3 separate regions of the Homo sapiens genome follow, and regions 1 and 3 are each linked to region 2. The links are chromatin contacts, found by Hi-C or POLR2A ChIA-PET in ENCODE. All regions are on one chromosome and are shown on one strand. The core of a region is the stretch at or near the end of the contact, and the rest is flanking DNA. Distances in the headings are between cores, read along the strand shown.

Evidence for each region. A loop is a pair of places that touch in the nucleus more often than their neighbours do. ChIA-PET counts read pairs that join two places held with the same protein, here RNA polymerase II (POLR2A). Pooled maps may share reads with other maps.
Region 1: a loop to region 2 is called in a pooled map, with 2.4 times the contacts of the local background. The contact joins two enhancer-like sites. A Hi-C loop is called at or near these places in 5 of 50 pooled maps. POLR2A ChIA-PET finds 5 or more read pairs at or near these places in 5 of 52 experiments (BJ, activated CD8-positive, alpha-beta T cell, activated T-cell and 1 more).
Region 3: a loop to region 2 is called in a map with no recorded cell type, with 7 times the contacts of the local background. The contact joins two enhancer-like sites. A Hi-C loop is called at or near these places in 1 of 168 maps with a recorded cell type or tissue (A673), 5 of 37 single-sample maps with no recorded cell type and 11 of 50 pooled maps. POLR2A ChIA-PET finds 5 or more read pairs at or near these places in 4 of 52 experiments (GM12878, Panc1, WTC11 and 1 more).

Annotation. Positions count from the first base shown.
Region 1 is chr1:8,372,973-8,376,844 of GRCh38, forward strand. The region is part of intron 12 of RERE (arginine-glutamic acid dipeptide repeats); the gene reads right to left. Among named protein-coding and RNA genes, the nearest start is that of RERE-AS1, 50 kb to the right of the region's middle. RefSeq lists a silencer at 537-831 and an enhancer at 699-1,391. Within about 2 kb of position 2,022, at least 31 of the 41 ENCODE cell types and tissues checked have a DNase peak (open chromatin) inside an H3K27ac peak, as active enhancers do.
Region 2 is chr1:8,474,934-8,478,950 of GRCh38, forward strand. All of the region lies in intron 10 of RERE (arginine-glutamic acid dipeptide repeats), which reads right to left. Among named protein-coding and RNA genes, the nearest start is that of SNORD128, 18 kb to the right of the region's middle. Within about 2 kb of position 1,283, at least 3 of the 41 ENCODE cell types and tissues checked have a DNase peak (open chromatin) inside an H3K27ac peak, as active enhancers do.
Region 3 is chr1:8,602,469-8,606,603 of GRCh38, forward strand. All of the region lies in intron 4 of RERE (arginine-glutamic acid dipeptide repeats), which reads right to left. Among named protein-coding and RNA genes, the nearest start is that of SNORD128, 110 kb to the left of the region's middle. RefSeq lists enhancers at 1,512-1,611, 1,922-2,061. Within about 2 kb of position 1,508, at least 5 of the 41 ENCODE cell types and tissues checked have a DNase peak (open chromatin) inside an H3K27ac peak, as active enhancers do.

The DNA of each region.
Region 1 (3,872 bases), core at 772-3,271, 100 kb before region 2:
TCATGGATAACAGGATTATAAACACAATTTCTTTCCGAAGCTATTTCACAGGTCTTCGAAGCCCACCTACCACTGTCAGCTGAGCAGACTGTAGTTACGTGATGGGACAGGAGCCAACAGGGGCAGGGCTGCTGAGTGCACATCCTTGTACGCACCTGACCCCATCGCAGAGTCTTAGAAGTAAGCATTTAGAAGAAATCATTTTAATTCTTTAAGACACAAGATTATCTGTTCCTATGGCTAAACAAATATTTTAACATGAATACAGAAGGAGCAGCTAAATAATCTCTACACAATGCCTTAACTCTCGGTGCTAATGTGCAATTAGAGTCAGAATGTTGTTCCCCTGCTTAAACTTTTGTTTGAAAAAATGCCCCACAGTGAGCATCTGGCTCCTTCTTTGGTGGTCCACGTAAAGGGGATGAAGAAATCCACCCCTTCCTTACTGAAGTGGAGAGATCTAAAACTTTTTTTTAAGGTATGTTTTTTCAGGGAGAAATCCCAGCAAGCAACAAATAATAAAAAACAAGGCCTCAAATTATGTAGGGCAGAGAGGGAGAAAGAAGCATGGTGTAGAGCTGCTTCCTAAACCCGGGCCCAGAGAGTGACCCAGGCCATGAGGAAAGAGCTGTGGCCCTGAGAGCCGGTCCCAGGAAGTCTGCATGCGACGCTGTCCCCTGAAGAGCTGCCCTAACTGGAGTGCTCCAACGCTGCTGCCGAGTGCAGTCAGGAACATTTCCTGGCATGGAATCCTATGCGAGTCATTCTTTCCTTTCCCTCCCCAACGATTCAAGGGCTGGATCTGACAACTGTTCAGAACATCTGAGGTGAGAAGCCGGGCACTGGGCAGAACCAGCAGCGATATTCAGGAGCAGCCACCTTCTACAGATCTTTTTCCAGGAGGCAACCGGTTGTCTTCCAGTAACAACTCTGGTAATTAAAGCACTGTTCTCCTGGGCTCCTTCTTTTGTTAACCAACCGAATCCTCTAATCCCTAAAGGAGCCTGGCACTGTCAGCGGGCTCTGCTGCTAATCGTTAAATATCACCTCTGTGGTCTCTGAGTGCAGCAGGGAGAATGATGATCTGCTTGAAGGCACACGCAGAGAAGTGGAATTCTGAAATCTCAGCCTCCTACGTTCAAGAGGCCGAAGGGCTCTGATCTAAACCGCCACCCACGAGGAAGCCCACAGTGAGGAGGCAGCTGCCTCCAGGCAAGGCAGTCCCTCGGTGCCACCTCCAGATCCTCTTCTGGGGAAAGGCAAAGGGAAAGGAGGGAAGTACGTGAAGGTCTTGTGGCTTTAACTTGTAAATAGGTGGGGCCAGTCTAAGACACTCATGAAGATGTTCCTTACCCAGGCACCTTTTTATAACATTTTAAAAAATCAGTTAAAAAAAATTTTTTTTTTACCACTACATTTACCACTCCATTTGTACAGTGCAAAGGAACTGCAATAGCTCAAGATTTCTGCCAACACTGAACACTGTAATGAGATTTCCTAAGCTCTGTGTTGTTCTGGTGGATGAACTCAGCCATTTGCTAATCCCACCCTGGCCCCACACCTCCACTCAGACGTCTGGACCTGAGGTCCTGCCACAGCTCTTCCCTGGGCCGGCCCTCCCATGCTGCACACAGACCAGGTGAGTCTTCCCAAAGCCCCGCTAGTACCTTGCCACTTCTTCTCCAAACGGTCAAAGGTTCCTCAGGGCCTAAGGAACAAAGGCCCAGCTGCTTGACTACTTCTTCTGAGACTTTCTCTGTGTTACCGGAAGACTTTTCTACCATATTCCTTTCTACCATATTCCCCCGCCTCACGGCCTTTGGCTTATGTCAAACACAATGGCCAGTTTTCTGTTCCTCAGCACTCTCCTGCCTGCTGGGTGAGCCCCTGAGCCCCATACCACCCCCACCTCCTCCTCTGTCCAGGCCCTGTAGTCCTCCTCATCACTCAGGACTCAATTCATCACATTTGCTGCCTTCTTCTCCATGAAGCCTTCCCTTCACTTCACTCCCCCACCACTGGATGGCATCATACAGGTTTCACTCCTACATCTTTTCATTCCCGCCTCTGTGCTGGCACAGACAGGCTTCCCTGTGCTGTAACCATACATGGGCCCACCCAACTTGCCAAAGTACGTGCTATCTCATCTGTGAGTACCCCACAGGTCTAAGACAACATCTTGAATAAGTATTCAGTAAACATCTGATGAAATGATTATTTCTGGAGAATTAAAATTCACCTGAAATTAAAAGGATAAAACTTTTGAGAAATGGATACCGAATTGCCACTTTCTTATTTTGCCATGTAAGGTCATTAGAAGTAACTGCCTCCTGATCTCATCATTATTTTGTAAAAGAAATGACATTTTATCTCCAAAAAAGTAAACAGAAAAAGTTCTTTGATTACATTTACTGTTAGGAAAAATGGCTACATTTATTTCTTATGGGCCAGTGAAAACGCAATCCACATGCCGATGTTTGGAAGTGGCTGCTCTGAAGGTGAGTATCATGGAATGGTGGCTTAGGAAGCCACTGAAAATGCTTCCTCACTCAGCAGCCACTGAAAATGCTTCCTCGCTCAGCAGCCACTGAAAATGCTTCCTCGCTCAGCAGCCACTGAAAATGCTTCCTCGCTCAGCAGCCACTGAAAATGCTTCCTCACTCAGCAGCCACTGAAAATGCTTCCTCACTCAGCAGCCACTGAAAATGTTTCCTCACTCAGCAGCCACTGAAAATGCTTCCTCACTCAGCAGCCACTGAAAATGCTTCCTCACTCAGCAGCCACTGAAAATGTTTCCTCACTCAGCAGCCACTGAAAATGCTTCCTCACTCAGCAGCCACTGAAAATGCATCCTCACTCAGCAGCTTTATTTACAAACAAGCAAACAACATTTTACTATGAAATCTACAATAACTAAGCTAAGCCATATCTTTTTATATCTTAATATATATTTATCTTTTACATATACTTTATCTTCATCTTTATTTATATTTTATCTTCACAGACTCCCAAATAGATAAACCTTCATTTTCCCTGCTTTACAAATGAGGCAACTGAAGCACAGTGAGATGAAGCCATGTGGCCAAGCTCAGTTTCAATGAAGTCTAACGCCCTTAACCTTAGACTCTGCTGTGCTGCTGCTCTAAAACGTTTGACCATCATGGTTTAAAGCACTAAGAGGAAATAGCCATCTAGATTTTTTTAAGTGAGGGGGGCAAATTTGGGCTATCTTTGATCTCTGGAATCTCTGGAGTTCAACGCAATAGCATCTTAATCTTCATACCTGGACCTTCGCAGTTATGGCTGAGGAGCACAAAATATCCCTGTGCCTCCTGGTAATAACAGGATGCCAGCCTTCCCAGCTCAGGGTAGAGCCCCCATCCCAGCACCCATGGACTACAGAACTGCACCTGCTTGAAGCAACTTCAGGGGCACACAAATCAGAAGCACATTTGGTAGCCATGAGTGAAGATTTAGAATTATGCACATGTCTATAGAAACGCTTTCTGCTTCCTATACCAAGAACAACCTCTATGACGACATGAGACAGACGCTGGGAGCCTACAACCATGAACCCTCCCCACCTCACTACCTACTTACCATACCTCACACCACCCACCAGCTTCTGATACAGGAGAAGCCCTCTGGCCTACTTTTGGCTCTAGGCAACATATGTCCCAGAAATGTGCCAATAAGTGGCCTTCACCTGCCTCTTGATCCAAAAGCAGTGATGCCTGAGTCTAGATAAGGTAGAGTCCCTAAAGAGATACGGGCTCTGCCCAAAAAAAGATGTTTGCATACACCTACTATACAAAGCATCTTTCCAAACTGCTTCCAGCTAGAAGTATCTATTTAAATCAGTGGTTCTGAAC
Region 2 (4,017 bases), core at 33-2,532:
TACATCACAAGAAACTGTCAAAATAACTGAGAAAGGAAAAAAGTATTTGGAATAAATCTTAAAATTCTTCATATAGTTTTAATTAATTATTTCGACTATTAAGATAAGTGAGAAAGACCTTGCCGAAATATGTTCAAAACAAAATTTAAAAATTTCTTAGCCACGTGCAGTGGCTTACACCTGTAATCCCAGAACTTTGGGAGGCTGAAGTGGGCAGATCTCTTGAGGTCAGGAGTTCAAGACCAGCCTGGCCAACACGGTGAAACCCTGTCTCTACCAAAAACACAAAAATTAGCCGGGTGTGGTGGCGCGCACCTGTAATCCCAGCTACTTGGGAGGCTGAGGCAGGAGAATCGCTTAAACCTGGGAGGCGGAGGTTGCAGTTAGCCGAGACCGCGCCACTGCACGCCAGCCTGGGTGACAGAGCGAGATTCTGTCTTAAAAAAAAAAAAAAAAATTCTTGGCTGGGCGTGGTGGCTCACACCTGTAATCCCAGCACTTTGAGAGACCAAGGTGGGCAGGTCACTTGAGGTCAGGAGTTTGAGACCAGCCTGGCCAACATGGTGAAACCCTGTCTCTACTAAAAAGAAATACAAAAATTAGCCGGGCATGGTAGTGTGTGCCCATAATCTCAGCTACTCAGGAGGCTGAGGCAGAAGAATCTCTTGAACCCAGGAGGCGGAAGTTGCAGTGAGCCGAGATCACGCCACTGCACTCTAGCCTGGGCGAAAAGAGTGAGACTCTGTCTCAAGAGAAAAAAAAAAAAAGAAAAGAAAAATTTCTTATAACCATAATTCACAAATGTCAATACATTTTCATTTATACCTCCATCATCGATAACCTAGTGCCAAGTCAATATATATGAAACATGTAAATGTTAAAAAACTAGAATTGAAACTAAGAGCACAATATTTATTTTTATTTGGCCATTATCATTTCAAATAATGCTATTAGGTACCAGAGAGGCTAAAATTTGTCTGAATGGTCTTACGGGAGCAAAATTCAGGGATAATGGAAAAGACAAAGAATTTAACTGCAGAGGGTAGGGCTTGAGAGAAAGGTCTAGTTAATTTTCAGAAGGAAATATAGTTATTGAACCAATCTTCCCTCCCTCTTTCCATCACTTTCTGAAACTACAATGTTCCAGGAATTATGCGCCAGCCCTGGAGTCACATGGAAGAAAGGAGGGGGTCGCAACATTTGCTGAGCAGTGCACAGTGTGCTAGGAACTGTGTTAGGTCTTTATGATTTCATCATTCCACACACCTCTCTTCCACAGCCAGAGTACTAAAAATGAGGAAATGAAATCCAGAGGTTCAGTATGTTTCTCTAGGCCACTTCCCTAGCAAGTAGCAGCATGAGGATTCTAACATAAACCCATGTTCTAGGAAGATGTCCCTACCCTAGAATGTTGCTACTGGGGCAGTTTAGGACAGGCAATCTGGTGGGAGCAATGGGTACGGGGACTTTTTCCGCTGCAGTGACAAAGCAAGCACACTGTCTTTTCTTAACTTGGGGCTAGGGGATGAGGGTGGGTGGAGGAAAGGAGGGAGCCAGCAGCTCAGAAAAGAGGAAAGACACACATGTAAACAAACTAACAAAAAAATCCCCATCCATGAAAACACTCACAGTGCTAAATGAAAGCTGATGGGGATGACATTTGCTCAGTCTGGAAAATCTAAAATGCATTCACAGGGGAGGTTTTGAAAATCAACAACCAGTATAATATGATTAACTTGCCTATGCTTTATGAACAGCAACAACCACATAAAAAACACTATTCTAGGAGAAATAAGCAGTGCTATTATTGCAGTAAAAACAGGCTACACGAGGCAGGGCGGACCTGCGTCCTTCGCTTCTTTCGCTGTCACAGAAGAGGCTGAGGTAGGTCATTTTTGGAACTTTCCAGTATTCAACATTCCTTCACTTAACAAAGATTTTTTCAAAGGCAAAATATTATAGAATATTCTTCTAAAAAGGAATAAACAAATGGTAATAATGTTAATACATTAATTTAGAAAAATAAAAAAACAATAAAACCATTGAATTAAGCCACATTCCCCACGCCAAACACTAAATGAATGGCTCCTGCACAGGCTTCACTTACACTTTAGGGATTAAGGTTGTGCCTCTTAATTTTCAAGTCTCTGTGAAAGCTGAAGTTTATGCCACAGGTCTTTAAATGCAATTATGGATAATTAATCATTTACATAGTTAACATGTCTACAGCCTGACTTCTTTTTTTATAAATGCGAGATCAGCCACAGAATAGTAGAAAGGGAGGGTGCGGAGGGTGTAGGCTGCTTGCCGGGGCAGGAGGACTCCACAGACGCAGTCAATAATCTACTAAGAAGACTCAGCTTGAGGACCCACAATGAGTCTAACTCTGGCCACAGGGAGAAAAGCTCCTGGCACATTCGTGAACCTAGACTGTTTATGCTGCTTTTCTCAATAATTATTTGTCAGCTGAGAAAGACCTATGTCTGGCCACAAGTGGAAATGGTTCAGGACCACAAATGGAAACTAAAATATGTTTTCACTTACTCCTGGCATCCTCATAGCCTTGAAAACAGAAAAAAATTTGTGACATGAAACTGGGCAGAAGGCTGGAGGATGACATAAAAACCACAGGTCTAAGCATCTCACGTAGGCACTAGTGAACCTACTCATACATGCTAAATTGACCTAGAAAGTGTATGTGAAAGGCTTTCACACAAAAACACAAAATCAAGACCAGTTACATCAGTATTAAGAAACATTTACAGTAACTGCTTTAAATCCTACTTAGTAGAATTGAGGTACAGAAATAACTGCCCCCAATCCAAGGGCTCAGCAGTCTGAATCTCAGTGCTTTGTGATGAGTGATTCTAAGGTTATGCAAACAACAGTCCACCTAATATTTTTGGCAATGATAATGAAGTTATGGAACAACGAAGACCGAAGAGGCATACACTGATGCATATAAAGCTCCAGAGTTGGGAAAATATACAAGCGACTGTACTTTCTAAAAACTTCAGCCAAGAACACAGCTTTAGTAACTAAGAAATAAGCAAAAAGCCTCTGGGCAACCAAAACAGTGTCCCCAAAAGCCAAAGGCCCTGGAGAGCCAGGAAGCTCCCACTCTGAGCTTTAGACACTTAGTTACCTCACAATTCTAGCTTTCCCAATCTAATAACAGGTCTCAAAAGAAAAAATCAGAAAGACTGTATGATTTCAAAAGAGAAGAGCAGCAGCAGACAGCCTGACTGTGGGAGACACAAAAATTTAGCAACTATTATGCAAACCAAAGAGCTCAAACTCTAACAGTTGCACATTCTTTTGTTAACGGACACCAGTAATGATCACTCAGAGGCATCGAGTAAAGGTGGACTTGACTTGAGAAGATATGAAAATGTATTCCTCCTCATTTCTAAAATGGAAGAAAAAAAGTAAAGAAAGAAGAAAAGGAGGAGAAGAGCCAGTTTTCCTAAAAATGCTGGGATAACTAGTACTCCAAAGTGCTGCAGTGGCTGGAATACACAGCCCAACAAATACCAGGTGTGGGGAGAAGGCAGGCCACTCAACAAATAGGGGAGCAGGAAGGACAGGAGTGGGGCGCCCCAGTGTCATTACCTATGAACCCCAGAAAGTTGCTGGGTAAGGGGGAAACATCCAAGATTCTGGAGGACAGGGCTGGCCAGGACAACACAGGTTGTCAGAGTCCAGTGGGGCTGGGCTCTGGGCAGGGCTGTGGAACTGAAGCTAAAACAGACACCAGAGACTTGAAAAAGCTACAGCTTCAAGGATTGCCTGAGTTTATCCCAGGCCAGCTCAAAGACCAACCTTAAAACAACACAACTTGCCCACAAGGGTCACTAATGAGCAACACCTTCCCTACTCTATCAGGCCCAGGCTAGGACTGGTGCAGGCTGGACCCAGAGTTTTGAGGGGCTAGGGTAGTGGCTGAGGAAGAAACAACCTGGGAGGTCAGAACATATCAATTAATATGGTAGTTATACATGACAATTTTGTTATCTA
Region 3 (4,135 bases), core at 258-2,757, 130 kb after region 2:
GTTTTATAAGTTATAGAAGCCCATAAGAATTCCAATAGTTCAGGGGAAAAAAAAAGAAAAAAAAAAAACTAAACTTGAGCTATATACCGATGTCTACCCACTAAAATTACTAAAACTATAGCCAGGAATACTTGTTTGGTTTCGTGCCCCTCTCCTTTACAAGGGAGGTAGAAAGCAAGGTGGAGAGACACCCAACAGTCACTTCCGTTTTAAAAAACAAAAACAAAACCAAAAAACTTACACACAGCAGATTTTTCTGGCTAGTATTGGCCAATCTTTCTCTTGACAGTATTAAGTGCTATCCTTTGTGTTAACAGTCCCATGCATTTAATTTATTGGTTTAAAAGAAATATTTCTTCATCTGATTAAAAAAAAAATCAATCTGACTTTTCTGTCTTGTAATTAAAACAAACTATCAATACAATGGATAGGGGGCAATTTCTCTGAACCAGGAGCTGTTCCAGACACTGGGGACAAAAAGGTGAATGAAACACAGCCCCTTCTCTTAATCTAGCTAAGAGGACAGACACGTACAGAGGCATGATGTGAGAATGATGCTGGCTGACAGTGCCTCTCAGGCAGAAGCGAGAGATGACTGGAAGTGGGAGGTGGAGAGGAGAGGCTCACTTTTATTTTTCATTTCAATGTATACCTTAATATTTTTAACATCCATTTTTGGAATTACATGTTTTACAACTTCATTAATAGAGTTCAGAGGCACAAGATTTTGGCTCTAAGTTTACATATAACTAAGTAGTACTACCATAATTATCACAAGCTGGTAAATAAACAAGATGGCCTCAATGTGCCAAGGGCACATTTATGCCAAACAAAGGCAAAGTCACTTCATGGCAAGCTGTATTTACACTGATGGTTTCTGAGTGGCAATAACTGAAAGAAAAGCAACAGGAAAACCGAGTCATTACAAGGAATCCAGCCGTCTACACAAACCAGGCACCATCCCAGCATCCAAGAACATGGGCCATAAGGAAGCAGTAACAGTTACATCACAAGCGGCTACTTATTTCACAACATCATCGCCCAGTCTATTAAATTAATGTTGGTAGTCAGAACTTTATTGGTTTTGTAGTTTGGTTTGAAATTAATTTATAAACTGCCTTTTATAGCTGCATTAGGGATATAAGCACACAAATTATACCTAATTTGTGTATTGGGGAAGGGAGGAAATTAAGTAATATAGAAGAACACAAAAACTATTTTTGAAGTAAACATACTCAAGTTTCAAAAACATGAAAGACCCTGGAACTGCATCAGAAGTTCCACATCCTCAACGTAAGCAACATAAGGAGGAGACCCTGTCTTTACAAAAAATTTTAAAATTAGCAGGGCATGGTGGCCCGTGCCTGTAGTCCCAGCTACTCAGGAGGTTGAGACAGAGAGGCCGAGGCTGTAGTGAGCCCTGAACATGCCACTGTACTCTAGGTGGGTGACAAAGCGAGACCCTGTCTCAAAAAAAAAAAAAGAAAAGAAAAAAGAAGAAGTTCCACATGCTGCAAAGGACAAGATCAGATCTACTTTTACACTAGTTACTGGAGTTGGGGACAAGCCTTCATTTGCTAATGCTGGCCATCCATCAGAATCTCCTGAGAAGTGCTTCAAAGGAGTATGGATTCCTGGGTTTGACTCTGGAACAAATGAATCAGTATTCTCATCTTACATGTGAAGACAGTGGGACTCTGAAAGATTAAGTCACCTGATCGTACAACTAGTCAATGGGTAACCAACATGATTCAAACCGATACTATGATTTTAACAGTAAAAACGTGAGGTTTTTTAACTACCTCCATGATCTGGGGGAAGGGTATACTGCAGTTCCCTGAACTACTCTTTCAACTTCTCTGTAAGTCTGAAATTATTTTCAAATAGAAAGTTAAAAACAAAAACTAAAAAGAATAGACAGCAGGCTGAGACGTGTTAAGAGGTAGAGGTGGGATAGGAAATGGAAAAGGATGAGGCAGAGGCCTCTGAAAGGAGGGCAGAGGCAGAGCTCCATCTCCACACAGAGGAGGTCGGCTGGTTTTCAGTTTTGTTTTGTTGTGGGGGAAGAGGAGGTACCAGTCAATAGCAAGCTGAGGAGTTTAAAAAAAGAAGGAAGGAAGGAAGGAAGGAAGGGAGGGAGGGAGGGAGGGAGGGAGGAAGGAAGGAAGGAAGGAAGGAAGGAAGGAAGGAAGGAAGGAAGGAAGGAAGTCCACATATCTGTAAGGTGGGCAATAAAGGAACGATCTTTCTGTATTTCTCTACATTACAAATTCAAACTAGCATTTACGAACTTGCCAAAAAAAAACCTGTTTATGTTTATAGAGAAATGCATTCTGAAGTCCAAACAACTGACCACACAACAATTTCTAAACCCTTCCACTACTACATAAAACATCTGCTTCTGTGCTAAACTTTTGTAAGGCACAGTTTCTGCTTCAAGAAAATCTGTGATGCTTGGAATTGAGGTTTATCTTACTGAAGAAAAATCTGAAGAAAAGTGTTTGCCACCCATACAGCTGATAATTTTTTGTAATCCTAATGGATCAGTGGGAAATTGTACCACGAAATCTCTTGTCAGTCAATATAACAATGTCTCTAACTAATTTCAGTAAAGTGAAATCTACAGTTATTCCCTTGAAAAACAGGACAAATCAACTCTTTCCCAACTTTTTTCTTTTTTTTCCCGCAAGACGGAGTCTCGCTCTGTCGCCCAGGTTGGGGTGCGATGGCATGATCTCACTGCAACCTCCACCTCCCTGATTCAAGCAATTCTCCTGCTTCAGCCTCCCAAGTAGCTGGGACTACAGGCACATGCCACCATGCCCTGCTAATTTTTTGTATTTTTAGTAGAGATGAGGTTTCATCGTGTTATCCAGTATGGTCTCAATCTCCTGACCTTGTGATCCACCTGCCTCAGCCTCCCAAAGTGCTGGGATTACAGATGTGAGCCACTGAGCCTGGCCTTCCCAACTTACTTTAAGAGGTAACTAAAGGACGGGTGCGGTGGCTCACCCCTGTAATCCCAGGGTGATTGGATTGGGAGGCTGAGGCGGGTGGATCACCTGAGGTCAGGACTTCGAGACCACCCTGGCCAATGTGGTAAAACCCCATCTCTACAAAAAATACAAAAATTAGCCAGGTGTGGTGGCACGTGACTGTAATCTCAGCTACTTGGGAAGCTGAGGCAGGAGAATCACCTGAATCCGGGAGGCAGGTGATCATGCCAAAATCATGCCATTGCACTCCATCCTGGGCAACAGAGCAAGACCCCATCTCCAAAAAAAAAAAAAAAAAAAAAAAAAACCCCTAAAAAAAGTGATAATAGATTATCTCCATTACTGGCAGCAGAAAACAAATTTAAGTGTTAAATACCAAACTTTTTTTTTTTTTTTTTGAGACAGCGTCTCACTCTGTCACCCAGGCTGGAATACAGTGGCATGATTATAGCACACTGCAGCCTCAGCCTCCTGGGCTCAAACAATCCTCCCACCTCAGCCCTAAAAGTAGCAGATAACTTTTGAATTTTTTGTAGAAACAAGGTCTTTCTTTGTTGCCCAGGCTGGTCTCAAACCCCTAGGTTCAAGCAATCCTCCAGTCTTGGCCGCCCAAAGTGTTGAGATTACAGGCATGGGTTACCACACCCAGCCAATACCAAAGTTTTACATTACATAGGTGAAGCTAGTATCCAACTATTTTCCACCAATTACCATGTAATATGGTTGAAATTACACGACCTTTCAAACTTCCAGATACAGGTGACAAAGAACATTTTTAATATAATTTCTATTTTCAAGATTTAAAAATTCTATCTACTTTTAATGTCTACCTAGCTGTCACCTCAAAAAATTCAAGACAGATTCTAAATTTTAAAAATTTTCCAATTTATGTTCCAGGAAATTTAAGTGAAAGGGAGGAAAGCTATAACTAAAATTTACTAATGGCTAGTAGTACTAATATACATACTTTAAAAAAAAATTACCAAGGAATAAATATTTAGGATGCTCCAGAGAAAAATTATATCTGTAAGCAGTTTCAATCTCCTCATTTTATGAATGTTTTGGTTACTTCAGCTATTAAGTTTTAATCAAGCTAAAAAATAGGCCTTTTTCCTTCCATCTTAAGAATGTCAATGGGA